Regions from separate parts of the Homo sapiens genome. Here region 2 is linked to region 1. Evidence: chromatin loops called from intact Hi-C (ENCODE). Cell type or tissue: Caco-2. All regions are shown on one strand. Links, peaks and the distances in the headings refer to the core of each region. The heading gives the core; the rest is flanking DNA.

What was found. Peaks named below come from ENCODE experiments on the same cell type or tissue, not always from the same donor. Only the 100,000 strongest peaks of a DNase experiment are listed, where the experiment ranks them.
Region 2: it touches region 1 in a loop (9-fold over the local background); 16 of 110 quality-filtered maps call a loop at or near these places.

The regions. Positions count from the first base shown.
Region 1 is chr3:30,775,044-30,783,389 of GRCh38, forward strand. GADL1 (glutamate decarboxylase like 1) reads right to left here. Exons shown (of 15, transcript NM_207359.3): 14 at 3,136-3,225. Among named protein-coding and RNA genes, the nearest start is that of GADL1, 120 kb to the right of the region's middle. In Caco-2, for the core only: a CTCF peak has its summit at 4,828 (motif pointing right); a DNase peak (open chromatin) is centred at 4,858.
Region 2 is chr3:31,005,443-31,013,788 of GRCh38, forward strand. No RefSeq gene overlaps it. Among named protein-coding and RNA genes, the nearest start is that of GADL1, 110 kb to the left of the region's middle. In Caco-2, for the core only: no CTCF peak of the experiment used is centred there; a DNase peak (open chromatin) is centred at 4,669.

The DNA.
Region 1 (8,346 bases), core at 151-8,150:
TTTACGGAGGGCGTCTTGAAAAAGTGAAGTCGTTGGAACTCAGGCATCCAGTATCACAGTGTCATTGCATTGTTAGGCTACAGTGATTGTGTTCTCAAATAGTCTCACGTACGTGCACATACTTGCAAGCATACATATGCGCTCATACCCTTCAACTCTCCAGATTCATTACCAAATAATCCCTCTCCCCTTCTGCCGCCAAATGGAAGATTTATCGCACCAGCGATTCTGAAATGTGACAGCTCAACCTGACGTTAGTCTGAATCAGAGGGGCAAAGCCTTATTTGATTTGTGATTCTCTATCCAAGATAAACCCTGAAATAAATTTCAAGTGTGCTTTAAGTACACTACAGGTTATAAATCATATACTTGTATTCTCATTCTACAGTAAGCATAAAACCTCATAAACTATGTGATATATAATCTCCCTTCCCCCTTGCCAAATTCATGCACACTTCCTGACTTGCAGGGAGAGAATGATAGGAAATTAAGAAACTCAGAACCAGTGATAATTTGTCTGCAGCATGCATTTTTTCTATTCAGTAGCAACTATAACAAATGAAGTTGTTACTAGATCAGGCAAGGGGAAACCATGGTTGTAAATGGCAGAAAAGCATTTCCAAAATTAAGGGATGGAGAGTCCAAGATGGCTGACAGTAAAAAAAATAAACTGGATATTTACTGTATGATCATCCATTTTGGCAAATATTGGGGATAAGAGAATGTCCCAATTCCTGTTCAATTCCCAATTAAGATAAAAAGTGCACTACAGGCTGGGTGCGGTGGCTCACGCCTGTAATCCCAACAATTTGGGAGGCCGAGGCAGGTGGATCACCTGAGGTCAAAGCCTGGCCAACATGGTGAAACCCCATCTCGACAAAAATACAAAAATTCAGCTAAGCATGATGGTGGGTGCCTGTGATCACAGCTACTCGGGAGACTAGGGATGTGGGAATCGCTTGAACCCGAGAGGCGGAGGTTGCAGTGAGCAGAGATCGTGCCATTGCACCCCAGCCTGGGCGACAGCAAGACTCCGTCTTGGAAAAAAAAAATGCATTATATTCTGTATTTGAGATTAGCTTATATATCCATACTCAATTTCAATTTCTCTAAAAACAAACATGAGTCTGTCTAGTTATTCTAATCCCTGTCAGTCCAACAGTACTGAGTTAGACACAAATATCACATTCTTCATTGTTTTTCGTAAACAATTTCTAGCTTAGTGAGAAAAATGGTGACCCTATCTTTCTCAACTTGTAATTTCTTTCTCTACCCTACTAAAAAATGTCAGCCACATCCCATCATAGTGAAAAAATGTTCCTCTAAACTTCACCACTAAATTCTCACATTGTCCAGTTCCTGTTTCTCTTTATGGGTTACTTAACATCTGAAATGTATTCTTAAGCACTTTGCTATTTTGTGTGTGACAAATACAAGACAAATCCCCAAAGTCTATGCTACCTGCCTGAAATGGATAAGGGCACAGATATAACACCATCCATCTCTCCACATCTTTGCTCCCTGAGAGGGTTTGATAAGAGGTGTATTCTGTATTGGTCATCTATTATGTTACAGGTTAGGAGGTTTGAGCCATGAATAAACAGAAAATGACCTGAAGCTAAAAGGACACGCTGCCAAGTGAGGCAATCAGTGACCATGACTTAAAGGCTATGTTCTGCCCTCTTCCTTCTAGTTAGACTGGGGCAAAAATCCCAAGCTTTCTGCCGTGGAAGGCAAGGCTCCCATGACCCTCCCTCTGCCTGTTACTCTTCTCACCTCCCATCACTGCTTCTTTGCACCCCTGTGGTCTTTGAATCACATTCTCCCCTCTTGAGCCTCTGAGTTCTCATGCTGTGATTCTTCCTGGAATCTGCTTCTTTAAAATTGTCCCCTGACTGACATCTGCTTATTGTTAAAAACTCAGCTCTAGTATCACACATTGGGGTAGATACCCTTTCTCTCTACTTTCACTGCAAACAGTTAATCTCCATTCAGGTACTTCTTGGTTACCTTGTGATTGTCTCTTTACTCATTGTCTCTAGGAATATTGAGTTTCTCAAGGGCAGAGACACGTCCTTTTGATGTTTGTATTTCCAGTGCATAGTATAGTGGACACTCAGCAAATGTTTGTTGCTTACCTGAGTAGGGAGTCTTTTGTTTTTTGTCTTCTAAGGGGAAAATAGGCTATGGACAATGAAAATTGCTTTTAAAAAAAAAACGTTTTCCCCCTGAGGGTAAGGAGAGGGGTTTGCAAGTCAGAGCTTTTACTAACCAGGGTCATAAAGTCAGCTGTGCTGACTTGATCCCACTCAAGAGGTAGGGAATTGCCTGATTTTAATGGTGCTAGCCCATAAGAACTTGGACTCTACATGTCATGGCCACATAATCCCCAGTGAAACTCCCATGGGTTCACTTTCAGTATGCATTATGTTCATGCATCCAGAAAGTGGGATCAAGTAGTGTTACTCACGAGACTCCATAGTGCTTGGAAATCTGGATTAGAGGCAGGATTATAACTGGCAGGGCCATGCTAGGCGAGGAGTAGATGAGACACAAGCAGTCCCTGGAGCCTGGGGCCTCTCCTCACACGGTATCATCAGCCCCAACAGCTGTGTGTGAAGACACTTCCAAGCACATTTTGTTCGATGATCAGCTGAAACCCACTGCTTAGCATCTCTTTTCTTTTATGTAATCCCCTTGGGTGTAAGACATAGGGCCTTTGTTGAAGACAGTCTCACGCTTACAAAAAGTATCAGATTTAGACTTCTAACATTATTTCCAAGTAAGGTGGTACAACAGTCAGAGATGCAGTAGCAGAGTTGAAATAAATAGTCATTCATCACACAACTTTAACCTTGTGTCCCATGACCAGATGTCACTTCCTGAAGTACACTGTGAGCCAGAACTTCTACCTTACAGACAACCTAATTGTTTTGGGTGTGTGTCAACCATGTTAATTTGTTAAATGTAAACAATGTCTACAACTGTTTGGCCTGTCATTACTTTTTAACAAACTAGAAGACACTTCTCTAGATAATTCTGTGCTTGCTAGGCCCTCTTATTTATAGGATCAACAGATAATGTACACTGAATCTACTTCATCAAAAAGAAAAATACCATTTACTTATTACTTACCAAATTAAGTTTTGCCCAGAACTCGGGTCCTTCTTCCATCTCTCTGAGGCTCGGTGGAATGTACCAAAAGCAAATATTGGCATATTCAGGCTGAGAATTAGAAAAAATATAAAGTTGTTATCTTAAGATTTATCTTAGAATGCAATGAAATACTTTTAAAACTCTTAGCTAGTTTCTTCAAGAGTTATCATGTGTATAAAATTTTAACATCAGAATCTTATAGAGTAACAATCCCTTCTGCCTTCTTGATAACATCCTATTTAAAAATTTTCTACTCCATAGCGTGCACCTAGCAGGTTCTCTTTCATCTTAAATGTGCAAAGATCAGGAAAAAACAGTAAAGTTTGAAGCTGACTCAACCCAGCTCTGATCGTCAGTTAGTGCCTGCTTACATACATGCTCAGAGATGCCCTGGATCCTCTCTCTCCAACACTGATCCTTAAGTTATTTGCTATACCATCATAGGCTTCCAATAATTCTTCTTAAGGCAGCCAAAGTTGGCCCCTACACCTGGCAAATGCAAAAGCTTTGATTACCTGTGAGATGATAACAGCGTGACCTGCTTGGGCTTCACTAACCAGCACTACTATGACCCTAGCCAATACTGCTTTTGAAAAAAGAACATCACCTTGACTCCCGGCTCTCGAATATCAGTAAAAGTGCGAATTAGCTAGGGGACCTATTCAAAATGTAGATTCTCATAGGAACTCAGGTTCCTATGTTCAAAATGTCCAATGTCTAAGTCCATCCTAGAAAAGGCTAAAGAATTGGCATTTTATGAAGCATGTCAAGTGATTCTGAAGCGGGCAGTTTATGTTCTATCAGAAACTCTCATCTACACTAAGTAATCATAACCCAGTTATCTTCCCTGCCAGTCTGTTTTTCTATCAGACATGACTTGCTTAAACATGGGACTGTATTGTAACAGGCTTTAGCCCAGCCTTTGTCACGCAGACAAGGCTTTGTCCTCACTGGACAAAAACATAGGAAATGCGATGACTACTCAATGACTAGGAGATCTGGGACATTATGTTGGGGGTTCACAAATTAGACATATAGAATTGTATTCAGGAAAGATTGTGTCATATGCATCTTCCTCATTTGATGCTTCACACTGACAATATTTGAACTGATTTTCATTTTCTGCCATAAACAGTTTGTAATAACCAATGTTGCAACAGTTCTCAATAACTGTCAGAATTATGCTCCAGTATATAAAGTTTCAAAGCATTTCATCAAGAGGAAAGACCCATCATCTCATATCTTAATAAAAAGTAGTTTAAAATGAAACACTGTAATTCAACTCAATTTTCACAAACATCTATTGAGACTACAGTCATTCTTACAAATCTACACAATTTATACCTGGATCTCTGAAGTATTGAAAGTAATGGCAAAAACCACAATGACTTTTGCAGCAACCTAATATAATAGATTTATCTAGGATAGACTGTACTGAACTCCCAAATTCTTTGAGCATTTAATGTGAACACATTTTTCAAATGAAGTAACTATACCTGACTAGAAAGTAGAAGAAAAATATAGTAATTATCTGTCACTAGATTGTGTTATGTCAGTTATCAATTTATTGCCTCTCAGCCAGAAATCTACCCTTTTTGAGTGTCCTAAAATAATGTAGGTGGACTCTGCAGATATTTCTCCCATGACATGTGGTCCAATCTTAGACTTTGTCAGCAGAGGGTGCTGGAGAGACACTGGAGAAGGAAGGAATGCTTTCCTGGTGTGGTGTGCTCACTTTCATGGGTCTCCTACAGAATCTGTGGTTCATTTCAGCAGTACTGGTGACCAGAAACATAAGTACACCCCCACCCATCTACCCCAGTAGCTTCCCCCAGTACACCCCTTTCAGGTGGCATCACGTGGCATCACAGCAGACAGGCAGCAAGTGGAGAGCCCATAAATGGCTTTTCCTGGCATACTCCCCTCAGGTGGTTTCAAAGGAGAGAGATGCCAGCTAGGCACCTTGCCTTGGATGACTTCTCTGGCACTCCTTCTAGGTAGCTTGCAGTGATTTCCAAGTTGTGGCATGGCCCCTGTAGATGGCTTCCCTCAGCTCAGCACTCCAGACTAGATTTCTAGTGAGTACCACCAATGTAACATCTCAGTAAACTTTTCTGCTATCCCATGAGCCAAGGTCATACTCTCTCTGAAGAGGTCTAGACCTCAGTCCTGGGAAGGGATGGACTCTCCCTTGGGCGCTCTATCTCAGTGCCAGGTGTGGTGGCTGCTCTCTATATCAGCTACTCCTGTTCATTTTTAGGTTTTTCATTCTCTATGAGGCAATCCTCCATTACTCCAATCCCTTGCTAATAATTATTGATATTACACTTTCCCACTTTACCATGCAGTTCTTGTCTTCTGAGTGGACTCTAATATGTCACCAAATTTGTTATTCCCTTTCATTTGCATAGGAACATTACAAAACAGTTTACGATGTTTTATCTATTATGGGTTCTATATTTTACAAGTTAGGACTTAGATCTGATTCCTTTTGCCCAAACAGAAACTTACTAAAAAATGCAAAAGGTCTATCACTAAGCACTTTTAGAATGGAATGGCTTCAGTGCTACAACATTTGAAAGCTTATAAAGCCCTTCTGACACTTCACTTCATTGGAAGAAATTTGATGTTTCATTTGGAATATCTTTGCTTTGGTCATTTCCAAAATTAAGAGTTGAAAAAGTCTTTGAATTTTTGCAAAAATATATTTGACTTTTTCCTGTCTCTGCCTCTGTAGCTTGTATTTTACATAATTCTTAAAGAGACTTCAAAGCACTAATGAGTATTTTCAGAGTAAATCATTTGTATACCCCTTAATTTTAATTGCCTACATATGTGAAAGTCTGACTTCTTGGGTGTCCTGAGAACACATTTAGTCTATGTTCTAAAATCCACAAAATTAGGAAGGTATTTACAGGAGTCCAAGTATCTAGTGAAGGGTACAAAAACTCTGGAGCAGCAAGTGCATTGTCATAATCTTTAAAAAATTCATGATAAAGGAGTAATGTGCCATTAAAGAATGAATACATTCTATACCGGTTTTCAAACAAAAAACATTCTAAAGTTCTTTATCAATTTCAGGAAGAATTATTTAGCAAATTTTGAGACCATTTGGGAAAGAAATTAGTGGTCACTAAGGTAGCAGCTCACGTTCTCTAAAACTGAGTTATGTCAAAAGAAATTCATCTCCTTTGCTTTACAATGTCATTAGATCAGAATAATAGGTAACAAAAGCTAAAGCTAGCACTATTCTGTTTTAATAAATGTAAATGCAGAATCCAGCACACAGATTCAAACAATCATGCAAATATAGAGTGAAGGAAAAGCTGGAATGGTGAATTTTAATTGACTTCAAGCTTATAGGTGTTAAGATTAGACTATTGAAAAATTTCAAAGGCAGCACTGGATAGCAAAAAAGCCTAAGTTTTGGAGTTGCAAGGATGTGGCTTTGAATTTCAACTTCATCAGATCTTTGGGATGAGTATCAAACTTTCTGTTTCTGCTTCCTAAACTATAAAATGTAGATGATGTCTGCCCCACAGGGTTGGTTTGATGATTAAAGAGAAAACGTGTTTTCAAAATTTAGTACCGTGTCTGGCACACAGCAAGCACTGGTCAGTTAGTGACTATTATTTGGGGCCATAATGGCAAAAAGAGATGTCTTTTAAAGTGGATGAGTAGCTCCATTAAAATGTGCACTAGTGAGGTACATCACTATGTTAATTTCTTGGTACTATATTTGAAGGGAAACATTAAGAAATAATGTCCAGCGAGGGGTAACCAAGCTGTTCAAATTAATAAGCAAAGCTTTCTATGTTATAGATATTGACTAGGCATCAGGACAAGAAAATGACACTTTCTGAACTTGGAATGAATAGAGGACAGGGTGTACTGAAGAGAGGTGAAGCTAGAAACGAAGATGGGAGTCATGTCATGAAGGACTTCTCGTATGATGTACTTGGAAGCTTGGGCTTGATTCTAGAGGAACATGGAGTCACTGGAGAGTTTCACTATAGGAAATAGATCTCATCTTTGAAAAGCTGCTCTAGCAGCAGTGTGGCAGTTAGGCTGGAGGGATCTAAGACTGGAAGTGGGACACAAGTTAGCAGACAGTACCTAGATAGTACCAACCTGAAGAGTGATGAGATCTTGAACTAAGGCAGTGGCTTTGGGAGTGGAGAAGACTAAGCATTCAAGATATACTTAGCGGGGAAGAAAAGGAGATAGTAAAAACATCAAGATTTTTGGTTAGTGGATCATAGTTCTAATGACCAAAAGAAGAAAGTAGAATTTTGGTAAGGAAAATACTACACTTAAGTTTTTAGAAATGTTGAATTTGAGGTGTCTGTGGCATCTAGGTGAAAATTTCAGGAAATATTCATATACAAAGGCCTGGAGTTTAGGAGCTAAGTTGAGGATGAAGACATACAAAGAGGCTATTGATAACAAAGTTCTGAATGTGAAGACATTTCAGGGAGACTGTGGCCAAAGACAAAGTGTTAGAAGAATATTTAAGGGAGTGCCCTGATGAAAAGTCCCTTACATGGAGACTGAAAAGAACAAGTCACATGGAAAAGAGAAATTGGGAAAGGAAATCAAAGAAACTAAGACAGGGGAGACTATCAAGAGATGGAGTGATGAATGGGTAACATACAATGCTACAGAATTTCAGCAAGATGAAGATTAAAATAATGTGCTTTGGATTTAGCAATTAGGAGGTAGTTATATAGTTTTATTAGATTACAAGATAACAATGTAAGAAAAATCACAATGTGCTTGATACATATTAGTAGGTTCACTATTAGAACATGAATAATTAGAGCTATCTGGAAGAGGAATGAACTAGTGAATTCTCTGCAAATAGGAAGTATTCAATCACAGGTTGACCACCTGTTAACAGATACATTAAGACAGGTTTGCTGCATTGTGCAGGAAGTTGACTATATGTCCTCGAAGATCTTCTATAACTCAGTTGATGAAACATTAATAACTCCTCCTAGTGTAGACCTTGAGAAAAGAAAAAGTTGAATAATTAGGACTCTCCCAAGAGATAAAAAATAAAATATGTGAATTGACAGTGTAAGAATGAATATACCTCTAGGAAAACATCTATTAGATCTTAGATCCAACACAGAAAAATAGAGATGATTTTCAGGGGCCTATGAATAATTCAGAATTCACTTAAAATAA
Region 2 (8,346 bases), core at 242-8,241, 230 kb after region 1:
ATAGTACCCATGTGTCCCAAGTGGATATCACCTTTGCCCCCTCTCTGACCAAGGTAAAAAGATGTTTTCCTCGTTTGTTTTATTTTTAATTTTTTTTTATTTGTTATATATATTTTAAGACAGTGTTTCACTCTGTCACCCAGGCTAGAGTACAGAGGCATGATCATGGTTCACTGCAGCCTTCACCTCCCAGGCTCAAGCAATCCTCCCATTTCAGCCTGCCAAGTAGCTTGAACTACGGGAACGCACCACCACGCCTGGCTAACTTTTGTATTATTTTGTAGACATTGGGTGTTGCAATGTTGCCCAGATGGGTCTCGAACTTCTTGGGTCAAGTGATCTGCCTGCCTTAGCCTCCCAGAGTACTGAGATTACAGACATGGGCTACCATGCCTGGCCTAATTTCTTCTGTTTAAATCCAAGACTATTCATAGCTTTGTGGTACAAATTTCAGGTTGCAAATTCATTTGTTCTAGGGGAAAATGAAATAGGATTTTCTAAGTGCTAGCAAAAATAATGTTGAAGTTTCTCCTTAAATACTTTTTAGAAGTTAAATCACTGCTGCTGAAGAAAAATGATGAGTCAATAGAAACTAAAGCATGATCATATGGATTAAATTTTTCTCAACAAGACTGTTTTTTTAAAGGAAGGGCAAAGAATTGAGAAGAATTGGTTTCCAGTAGATTTTTTGTTAACAATCATCAGTTTTCTATACATAAGACTTATCCAGCCTGGTGTTATGGAGATAGGGAATGGGGTACCAAATGCAGGAGTATAATTTCGCTGCAAGATTAACTGAAGAACAGAAAAACTATAGTTAAAATATAGCACTTGGTATTCTATTAGGTAAAAGAAAGAAAAAAAAGTATACGAGAAGAAATTTACATTGGCATCTTTGGTTCCAGTGGGGAAATTATATTTGACTGCCTCTCCCTCTGGATGGCATTTAAATGAACAATACAGACTTCACAGAAACCTAGCACATTAGAGCTGGGAAAGGTCTTAGAGAAGATTTTGTCCAAATGCTGCATTTTACAGGTGATGATGTTAAGGCTGTGAGAGAAAAAGTAGCTCACTCAGTTACACAGCTGGTGGAGCAAGAGCTGGAACCCAGGACTCCCAGCCTCAATGCTTGTACATGGTTCACATTATCACCCACTGAAATCTCAGAAATATTTTAGCAACAGCACGATCTGTAGTTAGAAACTTGAGATTCCTAGAGAAAGAAGGAGCTTTCAGAGGCATCTGCTCTTTGCCTCCCAGCATCCACCCCACTCCTCTGGCAAGTCTCTGTTTTTGTTTAAAGATCTACAGTTCAGCCACTTCTATCCACAAGGTTAGAAGACATCATACTGAGTGCTGCAAAACATGACCAATGTCAAGCCAATCACCACAGTGCAACCCATTCCACTGTGATTGGTTCATAGATGGACACTTTACCCATTGAGAACCAATGAAAAACAATCAGATTCTTGTTTCTGTTTTTAACCTGAGAAAGAGTTTCATTATCTTCTTCTTTCAACTTGAAGAGGAAGAAATATCAGACTTGAAGCCACTGAAGTGATTTTTATCCTACTTGGATATTGAGAACAAAGCCAGTACAGCAGAAGACAGAACCAAGAGATGTGAGAAACCACACACAGGAGATATTGTTTGGACATTGAATCTAGTCGTGTCTGAAACCAGCTCTAACCATGTACTTTTTAGTTACATGAGCCAGTGAAATCCACTTAATCACTCAAGGCAGTTTATGTTAGGTTTTCCATCACATGCAATTATAGGGGTTCTAAATAACACAAAACCCTAGAGATAATTAGACCTATTCCCTGCCAAAAATGAAAAACAAAACCAAACAAACAAGCAAACAAAAAACGCTGAAGCCAGAGAATTGAAACAACTTGTGCAATACTGCAGAATTTAAGTGGCAAAGCCAGGCTAACACCCAACCTTCTAAACCCCAGATCAACTGCCCTTGTGCTCTGAATTATTCAATAGGAGTGAGGCCTGAGTCAAGGGATGGATCCCTCAAGGAATCAACATGGGTAGAGTATTCCCTCCAAGTAAAATGAGGACGGTGCAAATCTAAGCCTAGGGACAGGTCTGGATAACAAATAACAAAACTGAATCTAGAAGTGAAAATTGAGATGGAATCCGGAGGAGAGAAAAGCTGCAATCTGATTGGAAACAAGACAGGAACACATAACATGGGGTCAGGATTTGGAGGAGCAAAGAAAGGAGTTCAGGTACGTAGAGACTTCTGAGGCTCCCATGGTCAGTCATGTTTTTGGGAAACCATTCAGCATTTTTAAGGTTAGCAATAACATTCTGTAACTCCCATTGTATATGGCTTGCTTATTTTCCTTATTGAATTGACCCAAAGGTCAAAATGAAAGCAGATGTGACTACGTTGGGTATTCAGAGACCGGTGATCAAGTCGCAGCTCTGTTGCAGAACAGTTGTGTGGCCTTGGGTAATACCAACAATGGACTCAAGCAAGGCATTTGAATTTGTGTAACCTAACTGAAATTTGCTGATGTGAAGCCTCAAAAGGGGGTTTCAAGTGGTTTCTCTGAAGATAGATGATGATGATGATAGATAGATAGATTAAATAGATAAGCAAGTAGGCATATAGATGGGCAGAAAGTAGATATACACACTATATATATATATCCACAAATATGTAAACACTTATAAATTGTATATTTCCCTTAAACTTTAAACTCCTAACAATTTAAATTTTTTAATGGCTCTCCCAGTGCCCAGTAGTTAAAGGTCACCCTTATTGGTTTGTCACACAAGATTTTTCATGAGCTGATCCCATCCTTTCAAACCAGTTTCATGGCTCATTTTCTTTCCCCGTTCCTAATGTTCTAACCACATTTAACCACCACTGGTCTGCTTCTAGAGCTTTGCTCATGTTATTTATTCTGATTGTCTAGCCTTCCCTGTTCCCTCAACCTGGCAAACCCCAACTCATTTTTCAAGACCCAGCTCAAGCATCTTGCTCTCTGTTATCTTCCTAAACTCCCCAAGCAGAGTTGGCCACTCTCTCTTTTGTCCTACTACAATACCTTCTGCAGATCTTTTTTGTCTACTTATTTCTGTGATAAAATTGTTTTCTTACATATCTACTTCTAGTATTAACTTGTAAATTCCTTGACATAATCCATGATAGTCCCATGTGATATTACTGGTTCATTATTACACAGTACCCCATTGCTATTAGATTTTTAGCATGATGGAGCGACTGCACTTAGGATTTGAGGCAACACCTCATGGTGCTAGGGTCACCTAGGAAAATACCTAGAGTACCAAAAAACCATGTAAATGTGTAAGTGGGAGGAGTGTCAGACAACAGAGAATGAGAAAGACCATCTTGAACTGAGAGTGTGTGGCCGGCCCGTATAAAGGGAGCAGCCCCTACTCAGCTGTAAGTGCATCTCTGTCAGCCACACCTCCCTTCTTGTATAACTGGTAAAGCAAATGTTTTGGAGTTAATGGAATTCCATTCTCAGGTCTACCCCTCACTCACTGTGGGAATGTGAGCAAGTTATTGAATATCTCTGAGATTCAGTGTCCTCATCTACAAAAGAGAATTAGCTACTCATCAAAACTCTATCTTCCTTATCCTAAGCAGATAGCCAATTCTATTTCCATCTCCCTGTGTAGTGAGGTGAGATCACCTTCCTTTGTTCTGATCATCAGCATGTAAAGGGAAGAAAGGCACACCCCTTCCTGGCCTGGCCCATAAAAACCTCCTGTCTTAGTTTCAGTTACCTCATAAGTAGATCATAAGATAAGGATGAGAGTACAAGTAGTTTATTTGGAAGATGACCTCAGGAAATGCCAATGGAGGAGTGAAAAAAAGAATTGGGGAAGGAAGCCAGTAAAGGATGTATAATTAAGAAAGTTATCATTCTAGGCAACTGGAGCTTAATCCTACAGGAAACTGGTAAACAGCATAGATTTCCCTCATTCCACCTCCACCTAAGAGTCTAATGACCCTTGATGTGGGATATTTATATACCAACCATCATTGGTCATTATTTGGTGGCTATGAATTAGTTTCTGGGCACTTCTGGCTTGCTCTGCATATGAGCAGAGAAGGTTCACATGGCCAGAGAAACTTCTCAGGAAAGAGATGCAGGTGATGTTCCTGGTGTTGGAAGTGAAACCGGCATGCACTGAATGGAAGGGGCCAAGGATATATGTGTGTGGCCCTGCCTGCTATCCTGCCATATGCAATATCTCATTCTCCTCCTTGCTCCATGGATGAATGAAGAGGATTCCAAAGCCTTAGAGAAAGGCAGAACCATGAGACTAAAGGAGCCTGAATCCTAAAGTGACCAATGGAAGGCTGTTCACTGGCCAGGAAAACCCAATTTGTCTTTACATTGGCAAGAAATAAAACAAATTTTTCTAAGCCACAAAAATATGGAGATTATTTGTTACAGCAATTAGCTTATTCTGACTAGTACAGGGAGAAAGTAGATATTTATACAGCCAGCCATATCCACTGCTTAAATCCTGGGATCAGTGGGTAACACATAATGCCACTGAATCACTATCTGGTTCATAAAAACAAGTGAAATGCCAGGTAAAAGCCCTTGAGGCTACAAAGGAATGACAGGCAGGCAGACATACAAAAGAGCCTCTGGTTTATGCAAGAAAAGCCCTATCTCAGAAACACAGAGGGCTCTTGATCTTTGCCCTTTGGCTGCATTGTTTCTGCTTTCTCTCTATGGAGAGAACAGATTGGATTAGATCTTCAGTGTATTGGCTCTGGGGTGTTACAGACCCATCTAAGATTACACATTAAAGCTCTCCAGGTGGCAGAAATCAGCCCTGAATTTGCAACTGAACTCTAAGCACAGTGACAAGGAAAGATACATTTTTTTAATCTATGGCTCTTGCTCAAAAGAGAAGTTAGCTTTATAGTTACTGCCCCAGTGTGGCCAATGATGACAAGACTATTGGGAGCTCCAAGGAGGATAGAATCAAGTGGGACCAATTATGGTTAGGGGCTTACTTCATGCCATATCAAGCCACCAGCCTTCACAGCAGAGAGTATTAGCATTTGTTGACTGTATATCACTTGCCAAACACAGTTCTATAATCCCATTTATTCTCCTGACAGCCTCAACAAGCATCATCACCCATATTTTTCAGGTGGGAAAAGTTAAGTTTGGAGAGGAAAAGTCCTCTGTGCAAGGTCAAGAGCCAGGGAGTGACTCAATCCTCAGACACCAGAAACAATGCATATTTCACCACATCCTGATTTCTCCTTTTCTGGCTTCCTTTCCATGTAATGCACAAACGTAAGAAACAGAATATTGGGAATTTTTGAGGTCGGCAAACTTAAAATCACATAATTTCTAAATATGCATCTAAACAGTTATCAAATTAATTTTTTATTTAAGCAGTTATCAAATTAATTTATGTAAACAGCTATCTAAATATGTTCCTTCAATAATTCATGTGATATGTGCAGAGTAGGCATCTAAAAATATTTTAAGGAACAAACGAATGTACTACATGTTCTTTGATATTTTTTTCATATGTTGACAAAGTTTCTATTTTTTTTTCCAACTTACAACCGGTAAAAATTTCACTCTCATAATGTCTTTGCTGCTTTGCTTTTTCATCTCCAGTGTATCATTCCACTTCACTCTCCCTCCCCTCTTCCCAGCTACGACAACGAAACACCATATCTCGAAAATCTTCCCCAGTAGCTGCAGTCCTCGGGAACCTATCTCCTCCTACGTCATCTTGCAGTATCCCCTTTTTCCATGGCAGCCTTCTTCCTGAGGGAGACCACTCTGCTGATCTTCCCTGACAAAAAAAACCCAACATTTTGTAAAACTTTACAATTCACAAAGCAATTTCTTCCAAGATAAAGTCATTTGATTTTCACAATAACCCAGAGAGGAAGGCAAAACAAGTATCATTAACTCCTGTTTCAAATGAGAAAATCGAGACTCAGAGGGGCTATGTGATTTGCTCAGGATCATGCAGCTGCAAGATGAATAAAGACTCAAAGCATGGTTTTCTCTCTCCATGCCCCAAGCTCTTTACACTGAATGATTTTGCATGTTCTCTCCTGTTGACTTCTGAGGCAGCTTGCCAAGTGACCCCAGCTCATGCACTCCCTGGTTCCAGGTCTGCCACCCTCAGCTACCAACATCCACAGCAGTGAGTAACAGTTGGGCTCTCAATGGGAAGCCATCTCAACCTGCCTCTACTAAGCAACAAGATTGTCATAGAGACAGGTGAACAAATAAGCAGAAGCCGATCATCAGAGAAAAGCCTGTTGCAATAGAGGCTGCATATGCAGGGACTGAGGATCTTCCCCAGATACTCACAATTCCCTCAAAAGATCAGAAAAAACTCTGGCCCTTAAACACTTTGGAATCAGACATAGGAATGTTTGAGTCCAGCTCTGCTGCCTCTATAACCATGGATAAGTTTTAACACCCCTGAACTCCAAAATAGTGAAGAGAATATTAACAGAATATTTGTGAGCATCAGCTGAGATGGGCAAATAAAGTGCTTAGGATAAGACCTCAATAATGGAAGCTATCATCAATATTTGTAATTTATATGATATATGGTTGTAATAATAATACAACATGATAAATATAAGAAAATTGTGTACCCCAAACAAAACATGGATAGAACAAGGAAACAAAAAAGCTACCAAAGGAAGCTCTGCAAATAACTACTGCTTTTGGTATCACTACACAAATATCCAGTATTAATCCTATTTCATCTGTGTGTAGTTTTTCATAAATAATGAGATGGGTGTTTAACCCAGGATCATTCTTTGTACATGAAAGGAGCTGACTAAAATGCACATGTAGCATAAAGCACAGGTTGATATCCTTCAATCTAACTGTGATGGCAAACTGCATTTGGGAATATTTTGGATTTGTTCTCAACAAAGTCACTCCAGCAAATTCTTGGTATATGGAAGTTGCTAAAGCACCATTCAGAAGTAAGAATACAGAGTATCACTCATGTGGCTTCAAAGGGTACAGAGCTATGTGATCCTAGGGAGAGATAAATTTGGTGCTCCAAACTATCAAAGTACCCAGACCTGAATTGTTCTGGGGAAGCCTAAGTTTTATTGAAATCTTGACCCTTTGAAGGGCCCTAACATTTCTCATCTGGAAGCCAAAATTCCCAAAGTTGAGGTGTTTTAACATTAAGAAGTAGAGTACTTAGAAACACTACGTGAGAAAAACAAATTTTGTGCCCGCATTGAGTTTACTGTACATATTTTAGAGAAACTTGACTTTGATAGCGTGTTGGTTAATTTTATGTGTCAACTTGCCTGGACTAAGGGATGCCCAGATAGCTGATGCAACATTATTTCTGAGTGTGTCTATGAGAGTGTTTTCAGAAGAGATTATTAGCATTTGAATCAGTAGACAGAGTAGAGAAGATCCTCCCTCACTAACACTAATATGAGCACACATCATCTAATCTGTTTAGGGCCCAACAAGAACAAAAAGGCAGAGGTAGGGTGACTTTTCTCTCTCTCTCTCTCTGTGAGGTGGGACACTCATCTTTTCCTGCCTTCTGACATCAGAACTTCTGGTTCTTAGGCCTTGGGACTTCAGGACACCATTGGTTCTTATGGCTCTCAGGCCTTCAGACAGACTAAATTATACCACTGGCTTTCCTGGTTCTCCAGCTTGCTGAGGGTGGGATTTCTCACCACCATAATCATGTAGCCAACCCTTATAATCACTTCTCTTCTCTTCTCTTCTCTTTTCTCTCTCTCTATCTCTCTCCCTCCCTCCCTCCCTGCCTGCCTCTGTTTAGGTATGTGCATGTATGTGTGCAGTGTGTGTGTGTGTGTATACATATTCTGTTCTGGAGAACACTGACTAATACAGATAGCTAAGAAAATAACTCTATTGGAAAATTAGAAAATGTGCTACTTTGAGGAACTAAATTATCCTTGCAAAACTGTTCATTATCTTAATTAAAATAATAGACATAATTTCTATTTTTAGAAATAAGGATTCTCTAGACTTGGACAAAAAATGGAAAATTCATTTATTCATTCCATATGCACTACATATATATATATATATATATATATATATATATATATATATATATATATATAGACAGAGAGAGAGAGAGAGAGAGCCTTCTCTCTTCCAGACATTGTGCTAAGTTTTAGGAACAAATAAGAAATAATTTCTAATTCATACCCTCAACAAGCTTATGATCTGAATATGGAAATGGGCATGCATCAGAGTATGGTAAATGCTAGCCAAAACTGAGAGAGTTTTGTCTTCCAAAGATGGCTCTAATAATATTTCCAATCCCACA